Linked DNA regions of Homo sapiens: region 1 is linked to region 2. A link is a contact called in ENCODE Hi-C or POLR2A ChIA-PET data. All regions are on one chromosome and are shown on one strand. Each heading gives the region's core, a stretch centred on a gene start or an enhancer-like site at or near the end of the contact. The rest is flanking DNA. Distances are from core to core; before and after follow the strand shown.

The links. A loop is a pair of places that touch in the nucleus more often than their neighbours do. ChIA-PET counts read pairs that join two places held with the same protein, here RNA polymerase II (POLR2A). Pooled maps may share reads with other maps.
Region 1: a loop to region 2 is called in a map of HepG2, with 18 times the contacts of the local background. The contact joins two enhancer-like sites. A Hi-C loop is called at or near these places in 1 of 168 maps with a recorded cell type or tissue (HepG2) and 1 of 50 pooled maps. POLR2A ChIA-PET finds 5 or more read pairs at or near these places in 2 of 52 experiments (H1 and MCF 10A).

Annotation. Positions count from the first base shown.
Region 1 is chr9:110,211,066-110,217,798 of GRCh38, forward strand. No RefSeq gene overlaps it. Among named protein-coding and RNA genes, the nearest start is that of C9orf152, 6.3 kb to the left of the region's middle. Within about 2 kb of position 3,211, at least 6 of the 41 ENCODE cell types and tissues checked have a DNase peak (open chromatin) inside an H3K27ac peak, as active enhancers do.
Region 2 is chr9:110,112,287-110,119,250 of GRCh38, forward strand. The region is part of intron 7 of PALM2AKAP2 (PALM2 and AKAP2 fusion); the gene reads left to right. Among named protein-coding and RNA genes, the nearest start is that of C9orf152, 92 kb to the right of the region's middle. Within about 2 kb of position 3,350, at least 16 of the 41 ENCODE cell types and tissues checked have a DNase peak (open chromatin) inside an H3K27ac peak, as active enhancers do.

The sequences.
Region 1 (6,733 bases), core at 1,961-4,460, 99 kb after region 2:
TGAAGCCTAGTGATCTAGCCTTAGAGAATCAAGAGGGCAAGATTGCAAGGGATGGAGGCTTCCCTGTGCTCTCTTCTCTCTGGTTCCAATGAGGAGGGGACCTTGTCCTATGGAGTGGACTGTGATTTGCAGGTGTATGAATGACAGTGTCCACAGGAGAGCCAAGTATGACGAAGAAGGACTCAGGATGTCAAGAAGTGCTTCAGGGCAGACAGACTAAAAAATTCAAAGCTCTCAGCCTTAAGAGTAAGGGAGATTCCTCTCTGAAAAAAGAGAGGCTAGGCTAGACATATGAAAACAATAGTTATAACCATTGATCTAAAACTGCAGTGGGTCAGATATGTGCTAATCACTCTATGTAAATGATCAATTTTTTCATTATGGTAATATTTGTGTAAATGAAATTGACTATTTTAACAATTTTTCAGTGTACAGTTCAGTGGCATTGCATCCATTCACAGTGCCCTGCAACAATCACCATTATTTCCAGCGTATCCATCATCGCAAACAGAAACTCTGTACCCATTAAATAATGCTCCCCACTTCCCTACATCCCTGGCAACCTCTACTATACTTCCTGTCCCTATGACTTTAGTACCCAACCTAAGTGGAATCATACAATATTTGTAATATATTGGACTGGCTTATTTCACTTAACATGTTGTCAAGGCCCATTCATGTTGTAAACATTCATCAGAACTTCGTTCCTTTTTATGGCTGAATAATATTCCATTGTATGGACAGGCCACAGTTTGTTTACCCATTCATCTGTTGATGGAGATTTGGGTTGTTTCCACCTTTTGGCTATTGGGAATAGTGCTGCTATGAACATTGATATACAAGTGTGTGTTTGCATTCCTGCTGTGAATTCTTTTGGAAAAGCTGGACTATATAATAATTCTATGTTTAGCTTTTTTGAGGAACCTGGACAAAATTAAATTTAATTTCTCATGAGAACACTGTGAGAGAAGAAACATTACTATCCTTTCTCCTTCACCTTTTACACCCAAACCATCTCTAGGCCTGGGAGATACAAGCTCTAAAAGATACCTGAAATCCGGCCAGGTGCGGTGGCTCACACCAGTTATCCCAGCACTTTGGAAGGCCAAGGTGAGTGGATCATCTGAGTCAGGAGTTCAAGACCAGTCTGACCAACATGGTGAAACCCAGTCTCTACTAAAAATACAAAAAATTAGCCAGACGTGGTGGCAGGCACCTGTAATCCCAGCCACTGGGAGGCTGAGGCTGGAGAATCACTTGAACTAGGAGGAAGAAATTGCAAAAAAAAAAAAAAGATACCTGAAATCCATGTATTTCTTTCCACCTCCACTGTCATCCACCTAGCCTATGCTGTCCTCATTTCTTTTTCCAAGACTACTGCAACAGCCTCTTACCTGTCCCCTCCCTCCCACTTCCACACCTGTCCTCTCATCCATTGATCCTTTGACCTCACAGCAGTTAGTGTTCTCCAAAAGACACAAAGCAAATTGGATCTCATGGCTTCTCTCCCAGTTAAATCCTCCAGTGGCCTCCCAATACACTCAAACTCGCATTCAAATCCTTCTTATGGCCCAGGGGGTTGTGCCTGTCTTGGGTCTGTCTCACCTTTCCAGTCTCTGTGTCAACTTTCCCCTTGCTCTCTACTTTCTAGACAAGATTTCCTATAAGTGGGTTCCAGATATGCCTATGACTGAGACCCACAACTCCTGGGCCGGGTGTCTCCAGCCACAAACAGCTTCTGCATTTATTCCAGTGATCTATACAAATAGTGTCATTTTCTAGGTGTGCCATGATGTGAAAGAGGGGAGAAAAGCATTCTCACCGCTTTAGCCTTCTCTGAAGGAATTTCTTGAATTCCACCAATGTCTTTTCCTCCTTGGAGCTTTGGTATGTGCTGTTCTTTGTCTTCTAGAACACTCCTTTACTTACTTTCACCTCAACCGTATCTTCATTATATTTCCATCCTTGGCAGCAACCACATGTCCCCTAGCTAACTTGTAAACACCTTCAGTTCTCAGCTTTAAAAAGTGGTACAGTGTAAGGATTGAGAGCATGAACTATGAAGCTAGACTATGCGGGTTTGCGTCTTATCTTCCCTATTCTTAGCTACTCTCCCCTTGCTCTCTAGAGTCAAGTGTGCCTTTGGGTTAGTTAAGTGACTGGAGTCTTGCTCTGTCACCCAGCCTGGAGTGAAGTGGCGTGATCTCAGCTCACTGCAAGCTCAGCCTTCTGGGTTCAAACGATTCTCCTGCCTCAGCCTCCTCAATAGCTGGGACTACAGTTGCGTGGCACCACACCCGGCTAATTTTTGTATTTTTAGTAGAGATGGGGTTTCACTATGTTGGCCAGGCTGGTCTTGAACTCCTGACCTCAGGTGATCCACCTGCCTCGGCCTAAGTGCTGGGATTACAGGCGTGAGCCACCACACCCGGCCTAAGATGTCCTCTCTTAGCAGTATGCCTTTGGGCCAGTTACTTAACTTCACTGTGCCTGCAGATAGAGCGATTACCAAAGAGAGGGAGCCGGCTTGAGCTGAGCAAACAAGCAAAACGGACTTCATCAAGCATTGCCTTCCAGGTGCTAGGCACGTGACAATATTGCGCATGTGTTGACTCATTTAATCTGTTTAACTCTATAAAGTAGATGCCAAATTATTATTATTATCATCCCCATTTTCCAGATGGGAAACTTGAAACTCAGCAAGGGACTTTCCAACTCCAAATGCTTTTCCTCTCCGGAGCGTCACTGCTCTATGCCAGTTACATACAGAGTAATATATTGGAATGCTATTTGCCTGGGGACAGTAAAGTCCCACCTCCAGCCTTGATCAGGATCCAGGTGTAGTCAACAGATCCCAGTCTGGCTAATTTAAGCAGAAAGAGATTTCACATGGGGAATTGGTGCTGGTAAAATTATTAGCAGAGCAGGAAGAGCAACATTAGGCCTCCAGACCACTCTTCCTCTACCCTTGTAGTTTTTCCAAAGATGGATAAACACTATCTTTCATCTCATATACCCTTTGGCAACTGAGCTTGCCATTCCCTCATCAAGAGGTGGAGCCTGTATCACTTTCTTAAGTGTGAGTTGGTTGAGTGGTATCATTTGGCTAACAGAATGTGGTAGAAATGACTCTGTGTCTGTTCCTGGTGTAGCCCTAACTGCGGCTTCTGGCAGCTTCTGATTCCTGCTGTTTGGAATGCTGACTGTTGGGATGTGCCTCCTCTGAGCCTGGACACCACGTCATGGGCAGCCTGAACAACACAGTGAGGTGTGTCACGGTAGGTGCGTCAGCCACCAAATTCTGGTGAATTCCCAGCCAATAGCTGGCTTCAACTGCCAGAGAGTGAGACCCCAGGACATCCAGCCCAGTTGAGCCATCAAATAACTGTAGCCCGGTGCACATCTGAATGTAACGTCATAAGAGAGCCCAAGGGAAGCTTACCTACTTGAGCCCAGTTTATGCTTAGACCATGAGAAGTAATAATAAATTTTGTTTTAAGTCACTAAGTTTGGGGATGGTTCATTACACAGCAACAGATAACTGGAATATTTCTGATTATGTATGAGTATACTACCACTGCTGCTGAAGCTGCTGAACAGGAAAACCACCTGCCAAATTAGGAAACTTCTAGGACAGCTCTTTGCCCCCAAACCACACCACCTGGGCCATGAACCACACCTACAAAATGGGCGCCTGCATCCTGCCTCTTTGCCCATAGAATCTTAGGAAAGCACAGCTGATTGCTCAACCCAAAGCATGTCCAGAATCCTAACTGCAAGGAAATCTGGGAAATGTAGCTTTTAAAAGCTCCCCAGCCTTTGTAAGATAAAAGATTTAAATGGATATCGAAATAAGCAATCCACAGTACAGCCACCCATCCTAATTCCTAAATCACCAAGCAATAGCAAGACTCAAGAAAATAGAGGGAATGTTTAAAAAAGTTATGCTGCATAATTCAGACTCTTTTCACCCAAGATATCTTTTGCATTTATTATTCTATAGACCTTTGGGACACAGCTCAGCACACTCAATTATTATCATGTTCAAAGAGATCTTAGCTGTATCTGGCTGTATTTCTATATCTCTTCTGAAAGTTCTTTGATCTTTGCTATCCACTTAGCAAATACACAAGGCAAAAGAAACAAATGATAGCACTTGGTGATTGGTTACATTTTAACCAAAAGGATGCAGAAATCTTTGTAGGTTGTCATTGTACATAAAAATGGAATATTTTATAGTCTTAAAACATAGGTAAGTTTTATTTTAAAATTGGTTGTAGGTTGAGCTTTTTATTTATGTGGGGTAAAACTCACACTATAGAAAACTCACCATTTTAACCATTTAACATAAACAGTTCAGCAGCATTTAGTACATTCACAATGTTGTACAATCACCACCTCTATCTACTTCTAAAACATTTTCATCACCCCAAAGAGAAACCTCATATCCATTAAGAAGTCATTCTCAGCGGTGGCTCATGCCTGTAATCCCAGCATTTTGGGAGGCTGAGGCAGGTGGACCACCTGAGGTCAGGAGTTCGAGACCAGCCTGAGTAACATGGAGACACCCCGTCTCTACTGAAAACACAAAAATTAGCAGAGTATGGTGGTGCACGCCTGTAATACCAGCTACTGGGATTACTGAGGCACAAGAATCTCTTGAACCTGGGAGGCGGAGGTTGCAGTGAGCCGAGATGGAGACACTGCACTCCAGACTGGGTGAAAGAGTGAGACTCAAAAAAAAAGAAGTCATTCTCCCTTCCCTCTGTTCCCAGCCACTGGCAATCACTCTGCTTTCTTCCTTTAAACATTTGACTACTCTGGATATTTCAAATAAGTGGAATCATACAGTGTGTGACTTTTTGTTCTGTTTTCTTTCACTCATCATGTTTTCAAGGTTCATTCTATGTTGTAGCATATATCAACACTTCACTCTTTCTTATGATTGAACAATACTCCATTGTGTGGATATATCTTTTATTGTTTATCTATTCATTCACTGATAGACATTTGAGTTGTTTCCACCTTTTGGCTATTGTGAATTGTGCTGATATGAATACTCATGCTAAGTTTTTGTTTAAATACCTATTTTCTATTCTTTGGAGTATATACTCAGGAATGGAATTACTGGGTCATATGATTGTTGTATGTTATTTTTATTGCAAAACTTACTTGGCTGAAATTGTGTTGCATTTTGATGATACTGAAAGATTTTTGCATTGTATGTTTTGGCTTTTCTGTTGATATTCCAAGAGCTCTGCCCTATAGCAGGCTGGCTTTTGTGTGTTAGTTGGTTAGTGTGTTTGGTCTTTTAGAAAGGGGATTACAGTTTATAATTTTTCATCATGTGCTGGCAAAATAACTCCCTGGCTAGAAACAAGATTTGGACAGGAAACAACAGCTTCTGACCTATTTGTAATTCTTTTCCCATCCCTATTATTTCAAATGGATTGAAAGTCAATTAGAAAAAATGCACAGAAGTTCTCCCAGATTTATTTTTCTGTGTCCTATCAGAATCATTACCAATGAAGCTGTTGCTTTTTGTAATAATTGTATAAAATCATTAAGTGAAATTTAGAGGCAGCATAGCAATTATGTATTTGGAGTTCGCAGCCAGAATACCTGAGTTTGAATTCCAGCTGTTCAATTTACTACTTGTGATATATTGGGCAAGTTCCTTACTATCTCTGTGCCTCAGTTTCCTCATCCGTAAAATGGACCTAATAATAGAAACTTTGTAAGGATGCAGTCTTTAGAACAGTGTCTGGCATGAGGTCAGCGTTTGTTGAATATAAATCCACAAATTCCTCCGGATAATTACAATACCCATTACCAAGATAATAAATTAGCTCTTAATCTATAAGGAGGTCCTTATTTATTTTAGTTTGACAATGCCTGTCAATTTTCTACAAAAGAACAGAGATTTCCCCAATAGATATCCTATAAAAGATATTGAAGGAACACTATGGGACAATCAAATTTAATAATTCATCTAAAATACCTAAGAACAGATATTACAAAATTTAAAAACAGTTTTACCAATGACAAAACACAATGTACTATAACAGCCACCTGGGCGTGGTGGCTCATGCCTATAATCCCAGCACTTTGAGAGACCGAGGTAGGTGGATCACTTGAGCCCAGGAGTTTAAGAGCAACCTATGCAACATGGCAAAACCCCTCTCTACAAAAAATACAAAAATTAGTCGGACATGGTGGTGTGCACCTATAGTCTCAGCTGCTTGGGAGGATCGCTTGAGCTCAGGAGGCTGAGGCTGCAGTGAGCCATGACTGTGCCACTGCCCTTCAGCCTGGGAGACAGAGTTAGACCCTGTCCCAGAAACTAAAAAATAAACAAATAAAAAAAAACAGCCCCCATCTTTTGGTTTTGAAGTCAGGATTCTTTTATTCATTCAACAAGTACTTATTCAGCCACTACAATATTCCAGACACAGTACTAAGTATAGAATAGTGAATAAAACAGACACTATCCTCATGGAACTTCCAGTCCAGTGGTGGGGACAGAAGTGAAGAGCAAGTTAACTGATAATTGCATGGCTACAATTTATGGTAAGAAGTAGGTAAAGAGAATACAGTAAATAACTTAAATACTATAATGCATATAAAGTGCTTAGAGGAGTGCCTGGATCTTAGAAAGTGTGCGACAATTGTTACCTATGACTATGATTTCAATAATCATTATCATTTATCCAGTTTATTAACCTTTAGAACA
Region 2 (6,964 bases), core at 2,100-4,599:
CTTCTTTATAGTGGGCTTTGGAGAGCTGGACAGGCCAGGGCTTGGCTCTCAACTGTGCCCCTCCTTGTTTTGTGTCTTTGGGCAAATTACTTAAGCTCTGAGCTTCAATGTGTTCATCCACAAAATACGGATTAGCCCTATTTCACAGAGTTGCCATGAGGATTTATTGAGATAATGTATGTAAATGTCTACACATTGTAGGTATTCAATTAATAATTGTTACCATCATCATCCATATCATCTATATTTCCTGTCAAGGAAACTGGCATACCAGCTAAGCCAGCAAGCACATGCAAATAGTTCTAGGACCCATTTAGAGTATATGATAAAGTAGAAAAAGAATCTTGAAGCCGGTCTTCCTTGTTAAGTTTCTAGTCGAGATTGTCCCAGTTTCCACCTTTGTATCTACAAGAGGCAAGATAGTGGTTAAAGGCCCTGAGACAGATTTTCCTCCAGTTCAATCCCAGCTTTAGCACTTATGGCTGGAGCCCTTGGGCAAGTCACTTAAAACTCTCTGAACCTTGGTTTCCTGATATGTAAACTACAGCTATCAAGAGTACTGACCTCCTACGCTTGTTTTGAGGAATAAATGTAATTATGCATAAAAATCGCATGGTCTAATGCCCAGCATATCATAAATGCTCAACAAAGGTTATGAGCACCTCATCATCAACTAAAGTTGCTAATGCCTTTGAGGACTCTCGGGCTCTTTGTTCCTTCTCCAGTTTGACAGGGTACATTACCATTGCCAGCTCTGTGACAGGCTTTGTAACCTGGCTTCTGTGTACAACAGCATACATGTATGCTTCTGCTCCAGCTGGGCAGTCGATAAGCCTGCAGCCTTTGCTGGTTGATATGCCCTTATTCCACAGGTATTCTTTGCTGTTTCTGTTTTATCTACAGGTTTTTATTTTTGTTGTTGTTGTTTGTCTTTTTGTTTTTGTTTTTGTTTTTTTCTTTTTTTTTTTTTTGAGATGGAATCTCACTCTGTCACCAGGCTGGAGTGCAGTGGTGCGATCTCAGCTCACTGCAACCTCCACCTCCCAGGTTCAAGAGATTCTCCTGATTCAGCCTCCCGGGTAGCTGGAACTACAGGCGTGCACCACCATGCCCAGCTAATTTTTGTAATTTTAGTAGAGATGGGGTTTCACCATGTTGACCAGGATGGTCTCGATTTCTTGACCTTGTGGACCTTGTGATCTGCCCAACTTGGCCTCCCAAAGTGAGCCACTGCACCTGGACTTTTTTTTTTTTTAGACAGAGTTTTGCTCTTGTTGCCCAGGCTGGAGTGTAGTGGCACAATCTCGGCTCACTGCAACTTCTGCCTCCCGGATTCAAGCAATTCTCCTGCCTCAGCCTCCCAAGTAGCTGGGAGTATGGGATTACAGGCGCCTGCCACCACAACAGGCTAATTTTTTGTATTTTTAGTAGAGATGGGTTTTCATCATGTTGGCCAGGCTGGTCTCGAACTTCTGACCTCAGGTGATCCACCTGCCTCGGCCTCCCAAAGTGCTGGGATTACAGACGTGAGCCACCATACCCGGCCCTGTCTACAAGTTTTAAAAAGCATGAATATGTTGGGGCAACCCACCTCTGAGAAGGCTCGAAAAATGCTATAATTAGCCTGTGGCCAGAGTAGAGGGCAACAGTGAACTACCTGGCATTGAAGTCCTACCATGTTCCCATTGTGGGGCCAGCTGCCTTCACATTCTGTCCTCTTGGAAATCCTCATAACAGCCTCAGAAGGTAGGTGTATTGATTTCCTAGGGCAGCTATAACAAATTCTCACAAATTACGTGGTTGAAAACAATAGCAATTTGTTCTCTCACAGTTCAGGAGTCCTGAAGTCTGAAATTACAGATGGCAGGGTTGGTTCCTTCTGGAGGCTTTGAGGGAGAATCCGTTCCATGCCTTTCTCCTAGCTTCTCGTGGTTGCTAGCAATGTGTAACATTTCTTGACTTGTAAATGAATCATTCCAAATTCTGCCTCCAGATTCACATGGAGTTTCCTCTGTGTGTATATCTGCATGCCCTCTCTTTCCCTTATAAAGACACCAGTCACTGGATTTGGGGCCCACTCTCACCCAGTATGATCTCATCTTAACAAATTATATCCGCAAAGATCCTATTTCCAAGTGTTACATTCTGAGGTTCCGGGTGGACATGAATTTTGGGGCGGGGCACTATTTGACTCACTTCAGTACTTATTATACCCATTTAACAGATGATGACCCAGAGTCTCAGGGAGGAGAAAATCCCTTGCATAAGCATCACACAATCAGTTTATGATACCCAAGGATTCACAAACCCTGACCTGCTTTTCTCTAGATTTGTGTACTTCCCACCGTATCACTTTACCACATATAAACAAACGTAGAACAAAGAGTCTAAAACCTATGGCAGCAAAACGGTCAACAGCAGGCAGCCCTGGGATCAAAGAGGGTCTCTGGAGGGTAAACAGGATGAAGCAGAGGCTTTGCAAGCAAATGGCGATCCCTTCCTTGTTTCTGGTTCTCAGACTTCATCCTGTTTCCATAATCAGTATTACTTATTGGCTCTCAACCATCCGGCTGTGCTCCTGGGATTCCACAGTCGGGCAGAGAGATTCTTCATAAATGAGAGAAGGTAGTAGTCGGTTTCGTTTGCATTAAGAGAAGGAGCACATTTCTTTGCACAAAGTAAAATACCCTCCCACGACTCCCCACTGCTCCCCGTATCCCTGCTGGCTTATGCTTATCATGCATCCCAGTGGTGAATGGAGAAATTCCATGCTTTCCTTCTCCTGCAGAGGTTCCTTCCTGGCATTCAGAGCCGTAAAAGCAGTGGACGGAAACAGCTGACCAGCCCTCAGCTGCTCCCAGAGTCTGGCTGCCTAAACTTTTCCCAGAGGATGGTCCAGCAGTGCTGGTCCAGGGTGGGCTTGGGAGAGCAGAGCTATAGGCAAGAGAGGTGTGAATCCATGTGGTCCCCCTGGTTCTGGGTAAAGGCCAGGGCTGGGGCAGAATCACAGTCAGAACCAGGGTCAGGTCGTCAGTGTCAAGGGCAAATATCTTTTTCTTTAAACCACAAGTGCACCTCTGGTACCATGCTCAGAATCCCTTGTAGAGAGTGGCATCCGTTTGCTGCATGAGATGGGAGAAAAATTAGCGGCCCTGGCTCGAGTCTTCATTGCCCCTTGGCTGCCTGCCGTGTCCTATTTCTCATCAGGCCAGTGTCCCCAGTGCCTGTCCTGATCCAGAATTACCACTTAACCCTAGTGGAGCAGGACTCTCAGACTGACCATCTGGACTTTCCTCGAGTTCTCTTTTCCTGCCAGAGTGTGTCAGAGTGAATTGGATTAGAGTTCTGTTTGCTGCACAGCCTGGCTTCACATGAGGCTTTGTGCTTTTGAAGAAACTTGAGACAAGACTATTCATGAGTTCCCAGAGTGGGTGGCAATTCACAGTGATGCTGATATCCACGATCGTGGGGGTGGTTCTGTGCAGGGATCTCTAAACCTTTTAGAACCTTCCACCAGTTTCCCTGCAATCAATAGGTAGCTGATTCCATCAGATCAAACCATTTTCCTGTTGGAAAGTGGTAGGTCCTTTTGTTAAGTGTTCTTAGAACTCACCAATGATTTCATCGAAAAAGCATCTCTGATGGTTTTTCTTTCTCCTCTGGCATTGTGAACATTGTCTTGGAGAAGTGAAGGTTTGCCATGTAACACCTGCCTTTGAGCAGGGAAGAACATGGTGGGTAAATCTACGAGAGAGACCTGTTCTGTTCCCTGGACTCAGCTCCCATAGAGTCCACCACTGACCTTAGACCCTCAGGCTCCACCGGATGGATAGGAATTGAGTAACAGAAGGGTAGGAATCCCATACATAATCAGTATGGAATTTGGGATTGCCTAAGTGCAGAGTTACATTCTGTTCCAAGCCCCAGCATTCACTTTAAACATTAATAAGAGATATGGTGCTTTTTGCCTATGGAAGACTAGATTGAACAAACCCAAAATATTATTTTTAAAACTACTCAAAATTTTAAAATACTAAAAGAAAAAATGGGACTCAAATTTAATGAGCCCGTGTGTGCGTGTGTGTGTGCGTGTGTGTGTGTGCGCATGTGTGTGCGTGTGCGTGTGCGCGTGCACGCGCACCTTGTAGGTAGGTGAGGAGATTACTAGATTGACTCTCCTGTACATTTAAGTTAAATGGAACAAAAAAAAATGACTATTGCTTAGAATAATGGATAAGCCGGCCTCCTATTTTTTGTTCTCTACTTGACTGATCAGTCCTTGGGAAATTCTTCAATGGGATTTTCCTATGACATATTCTGTCTGTGACATAGTTCATGAAATTCTACGACATTTGATTCCCAAGGGGGAATCTGGTTACTCACAGCGTGTTTCACAACTTTTCTGGGAACAGGCAGCTCTTGGAAGGAAAATGTCTATGTATAGCAGTGAGCCAATAACTCATCTTCAGTGAAAACGGAAGGTGATATTGTCATACAGCTGTGTAGAGTGAGAGTACTCCTAAACAGATAATAAATTACAGCCAGAAAGCAAAACCTCCTCAAGAGATGGCCAAGTTTTGGTACACATTTGTTCACTGTGGCTCTATGAAAGACCTCACTTTTTAATATGTGGATGGAAAATGGAGATCAGAGGTGCTGTAAAACCTAACAAGTAGATGAGCCCTGGCCGTTTAAAAGTCTAAATGTATTTAAAGCTTGAATTTGTAACTTTTTAATTTATGTATGATACTCTCAATCCTTGCTTTTCCAATTACAATACTAATACATGCTCAGTCATATGCATCTTTGTTTGTTTTTGTTTTGTTTTTGTTTCTTGTTTGTTTGCCTTTTGAGACAGGGTCTCATTCTGTTGCCCAGACTGGAGTGCAGTGATGTGATCACAGCTCACTGCAGCCTCAACCTCCCAGGCTCATGTGTTCCTCCGGCCTCAGCCTCCCAAGTAGCTGGGACTATAGGTTCATGCCACCATGCCCGGTTCATTTTTTAAAATTATTTTTTGTAGAGATGGGGTCCCACTATGTTGCCCAGGCTGGTCTCGAACTCCTGGGCTCAAGTTATCTTCCCACCTCAGCCTCCCCAAGTGCTGGGATTACAGACACGAGCCACTGTACCCTGCCAATAATCCACATCTCTATGAAATAAAAACCATGGACTCCACTTCAGCTTTTCATCACCCCTTTAGCACTGAGTTTCCCCATTCCTATTCTCCAGGGTTAACCACTGTCTTTGTCTAATTTCTGCTGCTGAAAGAGTATACCTGAGTCTGAGTAATTTATAAAGAATAGAGATTTGGTTCTTACATTTCTGGAGGCTGTCTCATCCCATAGAAGAAGGTCAGAGGGCAAAAGAGCATACAGCCTGTGAGAGACAAGAGAGAGCCAGTCTTACTTTGATAATGAATCCATTCCTGGGTTGACCATTCGTGAGGTCAGAGCCCTCATGACCTTATCGCCTCTTCAAGGTCCCATCTCTCAACACTGTTGTATTTGGGATTAAGTTTCCAACACATGAATTTTTGGGAGACACATTGAAACCACAGCAGCCACAGATAAGCTATATATATATAGAGAGAGAGAGAGAGAGAACTATAGAGAGAGGGCAAACTATGTATATAGAATAAAGTGTATATATATAGTGTAAGATACATATATATATATATGTCGTTTTGTGTGTGTGTGTGTGTGTGTGTGTGTGTGTGTGTGTATGTAGTTCTACTTCCAAGAATTTCTACTACAGCCATGGAGGCACATGTAGAAAATGATCTATATTCAAGGATCTCCAATGCCACAATGTTTGCAACAATAAAAGACTAGAAATAACCTAAATTAATAGGGAACTGATCTTTTTATAAAATGGAATATATATTATATATATATATTCCATGTATATATACAGAAATATACACACACACACACAAATTATATCCTTATTTTATTATTTAATTTAATTTTGGTTTTTGAGATGGAGTCTTGCCTATCACCCAGGCTGGAGTGCAGTAGCACAATCTCGGCTCACTGCAACCTCTACCTCCCAGGTTCAAGTGATTCTCCTGCCTCTGCCTCCTAAGTAGCTGGGACTACAGGAGCCCACCACCACGCCCGGCTAATTTTTTGTATTTTTAGTAGAGACAGGATTTCGCAACGTTGGCCAGGCTGGTCTCAAGCTCCTGTCCTTAAGTGATCTGCTCGCCTCGGCCTCCCAAAGTGCTGGGATTACAGGTATCAGCCACTGCTCCCAGCCTTCTTGACTTGTAGAGAGTGAATTTATCTCCTCCAGGTGCCTAATCACCCATCAGGAGTGCCATATTTCCTTTTAGTGCTTTCCCACCTGTCTCTCTGTATTTTTTAAATGCTTACTTCCTTTTTTCAGAAGTTAATATATGCACATATTCTAACATTGGAAAGGTGTAGAAAAGAACACAGTGAATAGAAGCTTACCTACACCTGATGTCCAGTGACTCCCTTCCCCATTCCAGAGAAAATCTCTGTGATCGGTTTCTTATGTGTCCTTCCAGGGATAGCTTATGAATATGCAAATATAGATACACACATACCTACATATATACAAATAAAAATATGTACATATAAGATTATTCATATTCATGTTTGTTAACATCAAAGGTAACGTGCTCTTTATAAAATGTTCCATAGCATTTATTAGTAGATTTTGAAGATTGCTACATATAAATTATCATAGAGCTGGGAGTTCTTCTGTTCTTTTAAAGTTGTATGATATTCCATTTAATGAAAACATCAGGCCAGGCACAGTGGTTCACGCCTGTAATCCCAGCACTTTGGGAGGCCGAAGTGGGCAAATCATGAGGTCAAGAGATCGAGACCATCCTGGCCAACATGGTAAAAATCCGTCTCTACTAAAAATACAAAAATTAGCTGGGTGTGGTGGTGGGCGCCTGTAGGCCCAGCTGCTCGGGAGGCTGAAGCAG